Linked DNA regions of Homo sapiens: region 2 is linked to region 1. The links are chromatin loops, found by intact Hi-C in ENCODE. Cell type or tissue: HCT116. All regions are shown on one strand. Links, peaks and the distances in the headings refer to the core of each region. The heading gives the core; the rest is flanking DNA.

Region 1 (8,338 bases), core at 62-8,061:
TACAAAAAATAAAAAATAAAAAAATAAAAATAATTAGCCAGGCATTGGGGTGCACAGCTGTAGTCCCAGCTACTCGGGAGGTTGAGGTAGGAGGATCCCTTGAGCCCAGGAGTTTGAGGCTGCAGTGAGCTATAATCACACTGCTGCACTCCAGCCTGGGTGACAGAGCGAGACCCTGCCTCAAAAATAAAAAATTTAAAAATCACTGGTAGTGGTAGAGATACAATTTCTGTGGAGAGCAATTTGTCAATTTCTATTCATATTATAAGTGCATATACCCTTTGATGCAGCAGTTTAACTTCTTAGAATGTATTTTATGGGTATGGTCACATATGAATGACATGACATGTATATACAAGATTGTTTCCAACACTCTGTAATAACAAAAGATGGGAGATAGCCTACATGTCCATCTAGAGTGGCCAAGTAAATAAATTACTAGATATCCATATATTGGAATATTACTCAGCCATAGAGAAGAATGGGGGAGCTTTGTTTAAATGGACATGAAATAATCTTCAAGATATACAAGTGAAAACAGCAATATATAGAAGATATATAAAGTACACTACGCTTTAAAAAGAACAGGTGGGGCTGGGCACGGTGGCTCATGCCTGTAATCCCAGCACTTTGGGAGGCCGAGGCAGGCAGATCACCTGAGGTCAGGAGTTCAAGACCAGCCTGGCCAACATGGCAAAATCCCCTGTGTACTAAAAATACAAAAATTAGCCAGGTGTGGTGGCGGGTGCCTATAATCCCAGCTGCTTGGGAGGCTGAGACAGGAGAATCACTTTAACCCAGGAGGCAGAGGCTGCAGTGAGCTGAGATTGTTGCACTGCCCTCCAGGCTGGGTGACAGAGCAAGACTCTGCCTCAAAAAAAAAAAAAAAAAAAAAAAAGATAGGAAGAATGTAGCTGTGTGTGTATCTTTCTGAATAAGCATGAAGTATCTGTAAGGATCTATCGGAAACTCATGACATCCACTGCCTCCAGAGAGAGGCTCTGGGTGTGAGGATGTAAGAAAGAGCCCAGTGTCTTCCTGGTACAGAGTGGATCACAGGAATCCTAATCAACTCAGCAAATGCTAGTTGAGGGCTGGCCTTGTGCCGAGCACAGTGGCAGGTGCCAGGGGTGCAGCAGTTAATAGAGCAGACAAGTGTCCTGCCCTCCTGGAACTTACACCCTAGAGAATGAAACAGGCAATAAACAAGTAAGATAGATGGACAAACAGTCCGCTACACAGAAAGAAAAAGAGGTGCAGTGCTTGAAGAAAGTTAAAAATGGCACATGGAAAGGGTAAATGGGGTTGGCGTATCTATTATTTACATGGGGTGGTGGCCAGGGAAAGTCTCGTGTCATCCAGATATCAGGGGTGCAAGTATCCAGGACACAGCAAGTGCAAAGAGCTGACATAGGTATGATTGAGGAAGAGTGAGGAAGCCAGTGCGGCTGAAGCAGGGAGAGGGAAAGGGACTGAGGCCGGCGCTGGAATGTGTCCCTGCATCAACTGTTCTCGGGCACAGTGCAGGCTGCCTGGGCCTGCTGGGGGTGGTGTGAACTGTAGAAGAGAAATGGGTTGGGACATCCAACATTCTCAGTGATGCCTGTCTCTTTTTAGCCAATGGGTGTAATGACTTCTCTCTGAAATAACTTTCTGGGACAAGGCAGCCCTTTGACAATTCTAGTACCACGTCCCAAACATAGCGCTTGTCCCCGTAGCACAAAAGCCATCCTCCTTTCTCTTAGAGAGCCTGTGTGTCTTGGAAGGAAACAGATGCAAACATCTCTTCTAATATTGGCTGTTCCTGAGCCTATATGTTCCAGAAGTGGTCACAGATCAAACAGCCTTCTGCCCTTCTGTTTGGAAAGACGGCTGGGCCCCCAGGGAACCCCGGCTTCCACCGGGGGTGCACTTTCTCTGTGTGACATGTGCTATGTCAACTTTCTAGTCACAGTGGGTCCTCGTTCTTTAAGACAACAAATCCCCAGGGGAAGCGGGTTGACTCCTGCATAATTGGACAGTTGGCTGTATCCAGAGAGGAGTGTTTACAGAGCACATCAAGAGCCAGCCTGGGGACCCACGTGTTTGCTCAGTATCCACACGGCAAACAGCAAGAGCCTCCCTTGAATGGAGGGGTCAGGAAGGGATTTTCCTCAAATCTAAGTAAGCCTCTGGGGTGACAGCTCATTCAAAAGGCCATGGTGTAGGAAAGAGTGTCCTGGAATATGGGTGCCAGACCTTTGTCGTCTGGAGTGGACACAAAGAGTCTTTGCTCTCCCAGTTTGCTTTCTAGCAACAGAATCGACCCGGGGATACTGAGGGGGACCTGGGCCTGTTTCAGGGTCTAAGTGTCTGGAACCAGAACCCAAGGCCAGCTGTCAAGCAGGGGGCGGAGAGAAGGAGGGTGGCCCACTAGCTGTGCTCATAACAGAGGCCCAAGGCTTTTACGCGCATGATTAGTGATGAGCCGGTTGCCTGGCAACCGCAGCCCCTTCCCCCTTCTATCCATACCCCTCAGGCGGCATGTAATGTCTGTGACATTTTTCTTTTCATAGCGGAGACAGGGAATCGCCCCCTTCATTAGCTGAAGATGGTGCCCACCCGCCCATCCCCCCTTAGTAGCTTATTGATCTGACTCCCGATTTGAAATCATCTCCTCAGAGCAGTTAATTATTCATCGCATAGAAGACTGATTGCTGTGCCAAGATGACCTCACAGACAGGAGTTCATGGAAGGGAAGGGTTTAGACCAAGACCTGGCACACAGGAAGAGAGGTATAAAAATGAGCTGTTAAAAGAATTACCAGTATCTCTTTCTTCTAGGAAATCCCAGTCCTAAGATCTACACTGGCCAGACTTCACTGTTTTCAAAGAGCTTCACTGTTTTCTCTCAGCTTCTCAGAATACTGCAGCCAGAGATCTCTTCCCCTCTGCCCCCTGTAGCCAACTGCCTCAGCTTACAGACAGTGAATCTGAGGCCCAGTGAATGAGGCAGTGACTTTGCCGAAGTCACATAGCTCATGACGCCAGGGCTAGAAATACAGACCTCCTGTTCCTCAGTCTCTTCCTACTACACCTCTAGCCCTCAAAATTTAGCATGCCTAACAATTCTACCAGGAGTCACTCAAAAATGCAGATCTAGGAGCCCCTCCATGGCGCCATATTGGCTTCCCAGAGCTGCTGAAACAAATAATTACAAACTTAGTGGCTTAAAACAACACGGATTAATCATCTACAGCTTTAGAGGTCAGAAGTCCTAAAGTGGGTCTTGCAGGGCTGGGAGTGAGGTGTTGGCAGCTCTGAGTTCCTCCTGGAGGCTCTGGGGGAGGATCTCTTCCTCGCCTTTTCCAGCGTTCAAGGCCACCTTCATCCTCAGTGCGTGGTGTTTCCCTCCAATCCCTTCTCCTCATCACATCTCCGCCTCTCCTGCCTCCCTCTTCCCTTTGTTAGGACCCCCATGATCCAGTGGGCCCACCGGGGTAATCGAGGATAATCCCCCCATCTTAAGATTCTTAATTTAGTCGCATCTGTTAGGCCCTTTTCCCATGCAAGGTCACATATTTGCAGGTTCTGGGAACCGGGACATGGACACCTTTGGGGGTTCATTATTTTGTTTCTCCTGCCACGCCTCTGAGGCAGGATTCTGACTCAACCTCCTGGGCTAAAACCTAGGAATATTCATCTGAAACAACTCTCCTTCCGATTGGGAGGCAGGGGCTCCTGGAGCCTGGAGGGAAAGGCTGCGCCACACCCGCTGCAGTTGGAGGTGTCTCTTCTCGAGAAAGTGACTAGCAGGGCAAGTCACTATCCCATTTTATAAGATAGGAAACTCAAGGGAATGGTGAATTTCTAGAGAACAGTGAGAACAGTGAATTTCTAGTCCAAGGTTCCACAGCTAGAGCTGAAATTAATTAATTAATTAATTTATTTATTGTACTTACTTATGTATTTATTTTGAGAGGGAGTCTGTCACCCAGGCTGGAGGGCAGTGGCACGATCATGGCTCACCACAACTTCTGCCTCCCAGGCTCAAGTGATCCTCCCACCTCAGCCTCCTGAGTCGCTGGGACTACAGGCAGGCACCACCACGCCCACCTAATTTTGTATTTTTTGTAGAGATGAGGTCTCACTGTGTTGTCCAGGCTGGTCTCAAACTCCTGGGCTCAAGCGATCCTCCTGCCTCAGCCTCCCAAAGTGCTGGGATTATAGTGTGAGCCACTGCATCTGGCCTGGAGCCAGAGTTTAGACCCAAATCCCCTATTTCCACACCCTCTGTTCTTTTTACTACAGCACAGTCACCACCTAAATTCTCCCTCTATTGTGTAAACACAGTATGGTGGGGACTGCCCCCCTCATCTCACAGACAAAGATACCGTGGCACAGAAGGGGTCCAGCCACCTGCCCAAGGCCTGCTGCCTGGCTTCTGGCCGAAGCGCCACTGACCCGGGAAGCCCTGGACAGATCAGGCATCTCCTTCACTTTCTCCCATGGAGATTTTATCCCTACTCATCTGCTGAGAAACACTTTTTAACACAGAATGAGATTGATGTGGTAGACTCATTTCAAATACACGGAGCAGAAACAAACTCGGAGCCTTTTGGTGGATTATCTGTGTGGAGCAGACTGATGGCAATTAGGGGTTTGGGGAGACGGCAGGTGGGGGTGACAGGCTCTTCTATCCCTGTCCCATGAGGAAACCTAACAAAGGAGACCCTCCTCGCCGGTGCGCAAGTGTGTGAGTCAGCGCCAGGGGGCAGAGTTTGTCCAGGAATGAGAATGCACACGCCACTGTGCTTTGGCTTAAGGGTGATGTTAAGAAGGACGAGATTCTGGTGTGCAGGGTCATTGCCTTTAGTACAACCTTAGCCAATAGGTTTCTAATTGGGCCATTTATCTGGAAATAAGTGTGACATAAGAGCCCTGGAGGGTGGGTTGAGAGCAGATGCAAAGTGACTAAAGAGCATGCCACGAATGCATTTTTATAGGGTCAATTGTCTCATAATCTTTGTGTTCTCTTTTGGTGTGAATTAAATTCTGACCACTACTTGGCAATTTGTCAGAAGGCAGTCAGCTTAAGTATTGAGAAACACTGAATAATATTTCAAGAGTTTTCTAGTACATGGCCTCTGCAGCTGGAAAACATTAAAAAAAAGTTCACTTGTTTTTTCTTTTTTTCTTTATTATTCTTATTTATTTATTTATTTATTTATTTATTTTTTTGAGGTGGAGTCTCGCTCTGTCGCCCAGGCTGGAGTGCAGTGGCACGATCTTGACTCACTGCAAGCTTCGCCTCCCGGGTTCACGCCATTCTCCTGCCTCAGCCTCCTGAGTAGCTGGGACTACAGGCGCCTGCCACCACGCCCAGCTAATTTTTTGTATTTTTAGTAGAACCGGGTTTCACCGTGTTAGCCAGGATGGTCTCGATCTCCTGACCTTGTGATCCACCTGCCTCGGCCTCCCAAAGTGCTGGGATTACAGGCGTGAGCCACTGCACCTGGCCTTATTTATTTATTTTTTTGAGAGGGAGTCTCACTCTGTTGCCCAGGCTGGGTGGAGTGCAGTGGCGCAAACTCGGCTCACTGCAACCTCTGCCTCCTGGGTTCAAACGATTCTCCTGCCTCAGCCTCCCCAGTAGCTGGGACTACAGGAGCACACCACCTCACCTTGCTCATTTTTGTATTTTTAGTAGAGACAGGGTTTTATCATGTTGGCCAGGCTTGTCTCCAACTCCTGACCTCAGGTGATCCACCCCCCTTGGCCTCCCAAAGTGCTGAGATTACAGGTGTGAGCCACTGTGCTCAGCCTTATTATTATTATTTTTGAGACAGGGTCTTGCTCTGTTGCCCAGGCAGGAGTGCAGTGGCACGATCATAACTCACTGCAGGCTCCCACCTCAGCCTCCCCAGTAACGAGGACTACAGGTGCACACCACCACACTTGGCTAATTTTTTTTCTTTTTTTTTTTTTTTTTGGTAGAGACAGGGTCTCACTATGTTTCCCAGGCTGGTCTTGAACTCCTTGGATCAAGCAACTTTCTGGCCCCAGCCTCCCAAGCATTGGGATTATAGGTGTGAGCCACTGCACCCAGCCAATTTATTTTCTATTTTATTTTTAATTTTTTGCAAATTAATGTGATTATGCACACACAGTAGCTGTAGAAGCTTCTCCTCACATCTGCCCCCATGCCGTCCCAGCCCCTGAGTGGGACAGTCCCCACAGAGGTGGAGGCAACAGAGCACACTGGGTACGTTGCTTGGGAATTAACCCCAACGACACACAATTCAACCATCTGCGAGGCAGCGACATTTGGACAGATTTGAATTATCAGTAGCCTGAGGATGCTCTCTTTTTTAGAACAATAACTACCATTCATGAGAACTCCTTAGGCACCAGACACTGGGGCTTCCCTTGTAGAATCTCATCTAGGCAATAAAACGATTCTGTAAAGTAGATGCTATTATTATTATCCATATTTTACAGTTGAGGAAACTGAAACTATGAGGGGCTAAGAAAGTTGTTCAAAATTACCCAGCTAGGTGAGCTGGGCATAGTGGCTCACACCTGTAATCCCAGCACTTTGAGAGGCTGAGGCAGGCAGATCACTTGAGGCCAGGAGTTCGAGATCAGCCTAGGCAACATGGTGAAACCCTGTCTCTACTAAAAATACAAAAATTAGCTGGGTATGGTGGTGCATACCTATAATCCCAGCTATTCGGGAGGCTGAGGCAGGAGAATCGCTTGAACCTGCGAGGCAGTGGTTGCAGTGAGCTGAGATCGAGCCACTACACTCCAGCCTGGGCAACAGAGTGAGACTCTCTCTCTCACACAACAACAACAGCAACAACAACATTTACCCAGCTAGGAAGTGGTTCAACCAGGCCTCAGACAGAGCCATCTGACCCCAAAGCCCAGGGACTTAGCTCCTGTTTTCCTAGAAGCCTAAGCAATCCTAGCCCAATGGAAAAAAACCTGCTCATAGATTCTGACACTTTACATTCTAATTTGAACATGGTGCTGATTTGGTGGGTGGCCTTAGAGAGGTGACTTCATATCTCGATTGAATCTTAAGATCTTAGGGTGAGACAAATGCTTCATAACTCAACTGGCCGGAGTACATATAATATGACTTCTATGTTGGGGACATTTGGATCATCAAGAGCCCACACTAGTATGTGGAGTCAGGGGCCATCGACAGCTCTGAGATCTATAGGAAGCTGGCACTGGGGTCAGAAGGAAGTTTCTATAAAATGGAAATGTAATGGGATGATGTGAGGTATGAGTAGAATTATTCTCTCAAGCTCCTGGTTGCTAAAAGGTACAAAGAATGTATCAGTCTGCCCACAGGCTCAGGTTTTGGAGCTGGGGACTTGGCAGAGGATGGTCACGTGTTGGGCAAAGAGAAGTAGGCATTGGAGAGATGTTGCACGAGGCCATCAGCTGGGGTCAGCTGGAAGAGGAAGGCCACATGTCCCAAGGGACCCCTGGGAGCTGCTTGGGCATTTAGTGCCAGGGCAAGTCTTGGGGACCACTTGCTAAGCCATGGAGACCAACAATTCTGCCATAGGCAATCACAAAAGAACATATTCAACTTTCTCTTTTCTTCCTTTTCCCCCAAAGCTACAGGGGAAAGCACAGGCAAGAATCGGGTGGGAGAGAAGTAGACCATGTCTCCACCCCGCCACTCCCAAATCTTTTAAAGCCATGAGTCTAGTCTGCACTAGAGGCGAGGAGGAAAGCTTTGAATCCAATATAAGAATGAAATTTTACATTGAACAGAGTTGAATCTTAATAACTGGAGAGAAACTGTTGTGATAACTAAAATGAAAAGTTGTAGAATCAGACTGGGATATATGTAGCTAATGGAGCCTGCTACCCAGTGGGAAAGAGAGGTTCCACAGAGCATAATTGATTGATTTTATTGGGGTAAAAAAATTACTTCATGTTTATCTTCCCAGAGAATTGACAATCTTTACTAAACCTGTTACTCAAAGGTGAATCAATAAATATATGTTCTGCCACGGGTGAAAGACTACAAGCCTGCCTTTTTACACTGCACAGTTAGTTCCTATGTGTGTGGGATGATCACATGGTTCTTTGGGACTTCAGTCTTGCAGAAGTGTCTTGGGTACCTCAGATAATGGTGGGGAAAGCCAAGAGTTTCTCTTTTCATCAAATTTGTAATTGTAGTTCGTTCTTCTGCTCCCACACAAGTATTGGGTTAGAATATTCATCTTAAGTGCCCTTCCTCTGCTCAGAGACTTCTGCCCCCTGAGACGTCTGGATCAATACCGACTCCCAACCTCTGACACCTCTCCTCACCCCCACTCTCCACCTCTACC
Region 2 (8,338 bases), core at 210-8,209, 1.0 Mb after region 1:
CCGGACATGGTGTTGCATGCCTATAGTCCCAGCTACTTGGGAAGCTGAGGCAGGAGAATCGCTTGAACCCGGGAGGTGGAGGTTGCAGTGAGCTGAGAATGTGCCACTACACTCCAGCCAAGGCAACAAGAGCAAGACTCTGTCCCAAAAAAAAAAAAAAAAAAAAAAGAGACATTCTTGCTGAATTGAAGACTCAGAAGAGGCTGGGCACAGTGGCTCACCCTTGTAATCCCAGTATTTTGGGGGGCCAAGGTGGGCAGATCACCTGAGGTCAGGAGTTCAAGACCAGCCTGGCCAACGTGGTGAAACCCCATCTCTACTGAAAATACAAAAAATCAGCCAGGCATGCTGGTGCACGCTCATAATCCCAGCTACTCGGGAGGCTGAGGCAGGAGAATTGCTTGAGCCTATGAGGCGGAGGTTGCAGTGGGCTGAGATCATGCCACTGGCCACTGTACTGCACTCCAGCCTGGGTGACAAAAGTGAAACTCCATCTCAAAAAAAAAAAAAAAAAAAAGACTCAGAAGTAATCATAAGGTTCTACTTGCTATTCTCACATGTAATTGTGAGACTCTGCCTCCATTTCTCCATCTAAAAACAGGAGCTCATTTACAAGCAACATGACAAGAATTCAAGCAGTCATGGCTGTGAAGCATTTCTGCAGAAGGATATGCTATGTAAGTATGAGGTTGTTACTAAATCAAAATGAATGCCTTTGTGCAAAACTAGAAAGCACATTACATATTGTTCCTGAGTATTCCTTCCCAGTGCATTCAAAATATTCTCACATTCACAAGGTTAAACAGCACATTAAAAAATAGTAGGAGGCTGATGGCTGAGCTCAATTGGGAGTATCTTTCTTTGGTGTTAGAATGTTTGAAAATTATTTTGGGAAGACTATGAGCAAGTTATTTTGAACTTCTGGGGAAAAAAAAAAATCTGAAGAAGCATTCCCTTTGCCTAAAAGCAAAGGAGACATTTATTTATGCCTTTAGCAAATAAAATAGTTTGCTTACTACCAGTGTTTGTGGGCTGATATTCAACTCATCTTCTGGAAATTTTAAAAATACACATTGAAACTGAAAAAGTATTCTTTGAGTAAGGGTTTACCTGAAGTGCCCAGAACCATCCAAAATGATGGCACATTATATCTTTTTTTCTTAAAAATTTTTGGAATCTAATTGAAGATGCCTCTTAGAATATGTGGAAACCACACGTGCTATCTTGCATATCACTATCATTTCAGTTCTAATGTTATTAGGTGTTTAGCTACAGGCAAGTAGAATTAGGGCATGATGTGACAGACTGTAATGAGTTGCTGAGAAACTACATACTCTATCCCCAGGAAAACACATATTCTCAAAATTCTACACAATTTCAGGAATTTCATAGATGCCCCTACCCCAAATCCCATTCATGAAATCCTTAGCTTAAAATCCTGTGCACTAGAGCAATGTATTTTATAAAACCATATTCAGATGCCTGTGAAGCAATGAATGTGCTAGGCAATGTTAGGCGGTAGAAACAGTGATACACGTAGTCAGACAGGGTACCTAGAAGTCATGGAGCTTATAGGCTAGTAGGGGATATGGACATTTACCAAATAATCACACAAAAAGATGCCTAATTACAAACTCTGATTAAGTGCTATGGAGAGATATACAGTGTTGCACGTAACAACAGAATCTAAAGAAGTTACATTTTAGGGGGCATATAAACAATGTTGTGCAGGGGAGGTAGAAGAAACACATTATGGTAAAGGGCTGCAAAGGAAATAAGCCCATAATAAGGCCTCTTATAGGTTTAAGCTAGGACCTGAAACTTGTATACTTTATATGCTTTGAAATGAGACATACATTAAAGTGGCTGATCAAATTAAAACATTTTCCAGTCTTTGCCTACTAAATTGATAAAGATTTTTTAAAATTTTAATAGAACTAAAGAGAAAATATTTCTATATACTGATGTTAGGAGTATGCAGTTTAGGCCAGGCATGGAGGCTCACACCTATAATCCCACCCAGCACTTTGGGAGGCCAAGGTGTGTGGACACTTGAGGTCAGGAGTTCGAGACCAGCCTGACCAACATGGTGAAACCCTGTCTCTACTAAAAATGCAAAATTACCTGAGTATGGTGGTGCACACTTGTAATCCCAACTACTTAAGGAGGCTGAGGCAGGAGAATCACTTGAACCCGGGAGGTGGAGGCTGCAGTGAGCCAAGATCGCGCCATTGCATTCCAGCTTGGGCAGAGCAAACCTCCATCTCCAAAACCCAAAAAGTATACAGTTTAAACCACTGACTTTAAAAATGTACATAAACATGGATGCCGGACATGGTGATTCAACGATTGCACTTACAGAAACAAATCTAAGAAAACAGTAATGATCTTGCCAGCTTCTGATGAGATTATAAGAAAAAAAAAAGAAGAAATAAATTTAAAAAAAAAATAAAAAAAGAAAATGGTAATAATCCACCAGGATGTTAATAACAGCATTATTCACAAGATGGAACAGAAACAATGATTTTGTCTAACAGCAGGGAGTTAATTAAATTATGACAAGCCAGATTATAGAATAATATGCACCCATTAAATCAGAGTACTTAATGATACGGAAAAAATTCCTATTAAGTGAAAAAAGCATTACAAAACAGCATATATTATGAGCTCTATTTTTATTTTTGAAATATATTTATGCAGAGAAATACAAAATGTTAACAATATTATCTTAAAAAAAAAAAATAAGGCTGGGCACAGTGGCTCACACCTGTAATCCCATACTTTTGGAGGCCAAGGTGGGTGGATCGCTTTGAGCCCAGGAGTTCAAGACCAGCCTGGGCAACATGGCGAAACCCCGTCTCTATAAAAAAAATTAAAACAATTAGCCAGGCATGGTAGCACACATGTGTAGTCTCAGCAATTCGGGAGGCTGCGGTGGGAGGATTGCTTGAGCCCAGGATATTGAGGTTGCAGTGCAATGTGATTGTGCCACTGCACTCCATCCTGGGCGACACAGCAAGACCTTTTCTTTAAAAAAAAAAAAAAATCAGTTTTTGCTATTGGTCTACTCAGAATATTCCAGCACTTAATTTCACTATTACCATTTATTCTACTAGTCATTCTCAACTAATGAACATCCAAATTCTCTGCTAATTAAGTGCTTTTAAAAGTCACTTTTGGGCGAGATGTTCAAATTAAGCCCTGGGTGAGAGTGCCCTCTGGTGGTTTCCCAATAATGCTTGAACAAGAACTGTGTAGTGAGTTTTTCATGAAGCTAAATGTATTTAAATTAAAGAAGCATCCCACTTTACGAATTTTAAAATGTCTGCAAAACAGACAAATAAGTAGATCTTTCATAAAATGTTACTGATGGTGGATAACAGGTTCTTATCCCTGGGGGACGGGGGAGGAACAGAGGGCAGGTGATGCTGGTGATCACGGACTATGTGCTTATTTAGCAAAATTAAAAATCAGCAACCCATGAAAAGCAAAATCCCAGAAAGCACAGTGTTAATCTATACTTCCAGTAGAATAAAGTCAAAGTTAATTCTCCAAAGCACTGACACATAAGTATGTGGATGTGGGCATCTTGGGTAAATCCTTATTTAGCAGAGCTTTGTACTCGGAAGAGAAGAAAATCTTCATAATCATATTTTGATTTTTCACTTCTTTCTACATTTATAACATAGCTAAGAATTTGTAGAATTTTGGATATAAGTCAACCTGAAAGAAAACCAAACATTTTTCAAGAATACACCATCGACAAAGCTGGTAAATATTTCTGATTTATCAAGTTCAATCAAACTTGTTTTTTTAATCTTTCCAAATGAAATTTATATTAATGGAAAAAGTAAACCACTTAACAGAGGGTCACCATTATTAATTATTTCCTTTACTCTCTATTCCTCACACTTCACTGGCCACTTGAAACTTCTAGAGTTCCTTTATTAAAATAACTAGATCAAACAATAGACTTTGAGAAATTATTTTTCATATCAATTTTACAAATACTGTATCACAAACATTCTACAGTACAAATTTAAATAAAGCAACTTTCTACCTTATTAAAAGATTCTTCACCTCCTAAATAGAAACTGAAGGGGAAGCAATGCTATTAAGGATCATACATAAGCTAATAGAGGCAGCAGAATTATCTATTAACATTTTCCTAACACTATTCTAGTGACCTTAACATTTTAATCACAGAGCTGCAGCTGTTTGCATGTGTTCTAAAGCTAGCATAATCTTTAAGACAGTCAGGAAAAAAAACCTTCAAAACAAATTACATAATATTCTATCTAGAAAAATTTCCAGGAAAGCACATTCTTGGGTGAAAGAAAACCACCCCTTTGTCATTGTGATGCACTAAAAAAAAGCTTTGGAGCCTGATAGTTTGGCTCCTGGCTCTCCCACTTGTTTGGGTAAGGTTCGAGTCACTGTAAAATGTAATTATACTCCCTTTTCAAAGGATTATTTTGAGAATTTAATAAGAATTGATGGAAGGGGCCTAGCAGATAGTAAAACCTGATTAAAATATCACTAATTTAATTATTTCCTAGAAGCCAACTGAAACATCATAACATTTATTTTCTTGGTAGACCTTATGAGTTTATTCTCAAAGGCAATTAAAAAATCTCCTTCAGGAAAGCCATGCACATTTTTATTAATCATATTTATACTACTAACAATGCTTGGCTGATGATTAAAAATACTTAAATCACAGTAGACACACAAAAAGAGATGTTTCTCAACTTATCATAGGGTTACATCCCAATAAACCTACTATCAGTTGAAAATATTGTAAATTGAAAATGCTAGCCTGTCTTAAATATGCTCAGAACACTTACAGTAGCCTACTGTTTAGCAAAATTATCTAACACGAAGCCCGTTTTATAATAAAGTGTTGAATTTCTGATGTAATTTATTGATGTTCTACTGAATATGTATGGCTTTGGCACTATGGAAAAGTCCTAAATTGGAGACCGCACATAAATGAAACACTAAAATAGAAAAAGAAAAAAGAAAATAGGTTTCTCTAAATGAGAATGTCAAATCCAGAATTACTTTATATAAAAGTACACATTCTAATATATGAAAAGATATTTTATCATTATTACTTTACTATATATTACTGAATACACCAGACTGCATTTTCTCAAATGGCAAATGAGGCACATTTCTCTTTGATTCCCCCAGGAACCTCCGCATCATCTGTCTTTTGGAGGATTCAGATTCTTACGACATCTGTGATACCTTGAAAAGAAGAAAATACTTGGAATAAGATGATTTTAATAAAAATTATTCCTGATAAAAATCTAACTTCTATGATTATTTTGCTATTGGAACTATTTTTTTAAAAAATCAATGAAACTACGTATCAGCCATTTCTTAGTAATAAGCCACATTCTCCCATTGTGAAAATTTGTTTTCTTTTCTTTACCTAATCATTTTTTTTTTCTAGAGACTGGGTCTTGCTTTATTGCCCAGGCTGAAGTGCAGAGGTTATTCATAAGCTCAATAATAGTGTACTACAGCCTCAAACTCCTGGCACAAGGGCTCCTCCTACCTTACCCTGCCTAGTAGCTGGGACTACAGGCACACCACCACACGTGGCTAAGTTGTTGACTATTAATTAAATTAAGCATTTGAAATAGTTTTCTTTCATATCTTGAGGATAATTTCAACATGGTAACCCAGATGACTGATTCTGATAAAAACTAATGGTTTTTTGTCTTAGTAGTGAAGAAATATCACATCTGGTGAGATTTAGGCTTCCAAAACATAAAGAAACACCACATCGTGAACATGAACGTGTTCTGTTAAAAGTTTTATTTACAAGGGGCTATTGTCCTCTAAATGGAGGTCTCTATAAATGCAAAATCATGTTTTAATATAAAATAAAACTAGTAATATGTCTGTGGAAAAATGTGTAATGTCATGCAAAATGGAGGGACTGCAAATCAGAACAGTGAGGAACCTTTTGTTTTTGAGATCACAAACATGTTAAAAATCATAATGCCCAATCCAAGCACAGGTGTGGTGAAATTAGCAGTATGAGACCCGACTGGTTAAAAGTATAAACTTTTACTTCAAAATACTTTTGAAAAGCAGTATGATAAGATGTATCAAGAAATATTCATAATTTTTGACCTAGTAATTCCTCTTCTAGCACTCTGTCCCAAAGGAATATAGAAAAAGTAGTTAAAATATTAAGGAAGAACACAGGAGAAAATTTACATATACAGTATGATGATAACCATGTAAAAATAGGCAAACTAACAAAACTTATGTATAGATATAGAGAAATGAAATGCATTGTCAGCAGTGATAGTTTTTGAGTGATTTCACCATGGAGAATTCTTTTTGCTCCTCTGCATTTCCTTATTTTCTTTACTGATTTAAGAAACATTTCTGCACAGAGTACATGTGTTTTTGTGATGAGTTACGTTCAAAAATTTCCTTCAGGTCAGATTTTGGCAAGTTGGTCACAAGTTAATTTTTGTTTTCAATCTTTTGCTAATGTGGAAATTCAGTTTTATACTATAAATGGTAAGACATGTACCCTGTGATCTTTAGTTGTTGTGATTAAGATATCTAAAGCATTTTTTTGCTTCAGGTTTCATATGGGCAACTTCCTGATACACTGATTTTATTTTTGAAAATTTGCAAAATACAGGAATTAAGTTGAAATGAACGAAGTACAGCTGTCTATACTAACATGGAACAGTAAGCTGTCAAAAAATACACACAGTAAAATACCATCTGCATAAACATTTCTACATGTACTTATGTTGGCATACAGAAAATTCTGTTTTTTTCTAAAAGGTTCCATTGACATACCAGATAATCAAGGTTGTACTAGTACAATAGTGTCTCTGAAAGGCATTCTCTCAAAGCAGGGAGAACGGTCATCAGAATAGTGGTTCTAGAAGGAGTTTGGGAAGTCATTAACCTCTTGAAATTATTTGTAAAAATTTTGAATAGGTGTTTCTCTGGGCAGTGGATTCAAAACTTTTATCAGACTCTCAATGAAGTATGAGACCTTCAGAATGCTAAGAACTATCCATTAAAAGTGTCATTCAGCATACACTGTTCAATTATATTTACTACTCAAGACTGAAAATGTTTGAGACTCTGATAGCCCTAAATTGAACAAAGTCAAGTTCTAAAATATGCTCAATAAATGTCAAATAGCATTTACACATATCTTATCATGCATGAATTTTAATGTGCACTACAATCACTAGCCAAAAGCAAGCACCTTAATTTTACGATGACCTTATTCTATCATCCAGATTGGGAACCTTGCAGACACTATTAATTAATACAAGAGTTAAATTGAGATTGCTCCTGGCAAACCAAGTTATATTGTTACACTTCTTAGATTACACAATGACTCAGTGACATCTGGAACACTGGTCTACAGCTCTTAACCCAGAAAACTTTACCTCCTGGTTCATACTAAGCTAGGTAATCAAATCTGTTTCCTACTGATGGAAGTAGCTAATTTTTGTTGTCTCCATGGGAAAATATTAAAGTAGTTTCTTAAATAAAGTGGTACTATTATTCATGCATTTGTAAGATTGCCCTATATTTCAGAAATTTAGAATTATTTTCTCCTGCCTGCCTGCCTGCCTGCCTCCCTCCCCCGACCCCCTCTCTTTTTCTCTCCTCCTTTCTTTCTTAGAGTCACGGTCTTGCTCTAACACCCAGGATGGAGTGTAATGACACAATCATAGCTCACTGCACCCTCAAGCTCCTGGGCTCAAGTGATCCTCCCATCTCAGTCTTCTGAGTAGGTAGGACTACAGGCATGCACCACCATGCCCAGCTAATTTTTAAAAATCGTGGGGGCTGGGCACAGTGGCTCATCCCTGTAATTCCAGCACTCTGGTAGGCCAAGGTGGGCAGATCAGTTGAGCCCAGGAGTTCGAGACCAGCCTGGGCAACATGGTGAAACCACATCTCTACAAAAAATTTAAAAAGTAGCCAGGCATGGTGGTATGCATCTGTAGTCCCAGCTACTCAGGAGGCTGAGGCAGGAGAATCTCTTGAACCTGGGAGGCGAAGGTTGTAGTGAGCCGAGATCAGGTCACTGCATTCCAGTTTGGGTGACAGGGCAAGACCCTGTCTCAAAAAAAAAAAAAAAAAAAAAAAAAGTTATTATGAGAATCAGAATCATTTATCCATTTTAAAATGTGTGAGCACCTACTATGTGTAGATCCTAATGATTCTGTAGTACACAAAACAAGATAAAAATCCCGACTTTCATGGATCTTACATTCCAATACAGGAGATAGGAAAATAAGATGAATAAGCTGGTCAGGGAAGCCTTCAT

Evidence for each region. A loop is a pair of places that touch in the nucleus more often than their neighbours do. Peaks named below come from ENCODE experiments on the same cell type or tissue, not always from the same donor. Only the 100,000 strongest peaks of a DNase experiment are listed, where the experiment ranks them.
Region 2: it touches region 1 in a loop (3-fold over the local background); 10 of 110 quality-filtered maps call a loop at or near these places.

The regions. Positions count from the first base shown.
Region 1 is chr12:94,529,408-94,537,745 of GRCh38, reverse strand. The region is part of intron 2 of LOC102724960 (a long non-coding RNA gene); the gene reads right to left. Among named protein-coding and RNA genes, the nearest start is that of MIR5700, 28 kb to the left of the region's middle. In HCT116, for the core only: a CTCF peak has its summit at 4,731 (motif pointing right); a DNase peak (open chromatin) is centred at 4,775.
Region 2 is chr12:93,498,091-93,506,428 of GRCh38, reverse strand. MRPL42 (mitochondrial ribosomal protein L42) reads right to left here. Exons shown (of 6, transcript NM_014050.4): 6 at 1-5,253. The coding sequence ends at 5,208. Among named protein-coding and RNA genes, the nearest start is that of MRPL42, 35 kb to the right of the region's middle. In HCT116, for the core only: a CTCF peak has its summit at 3,225 (motif pointing left); a DNase peak (open chromatin) is centred at 3,236.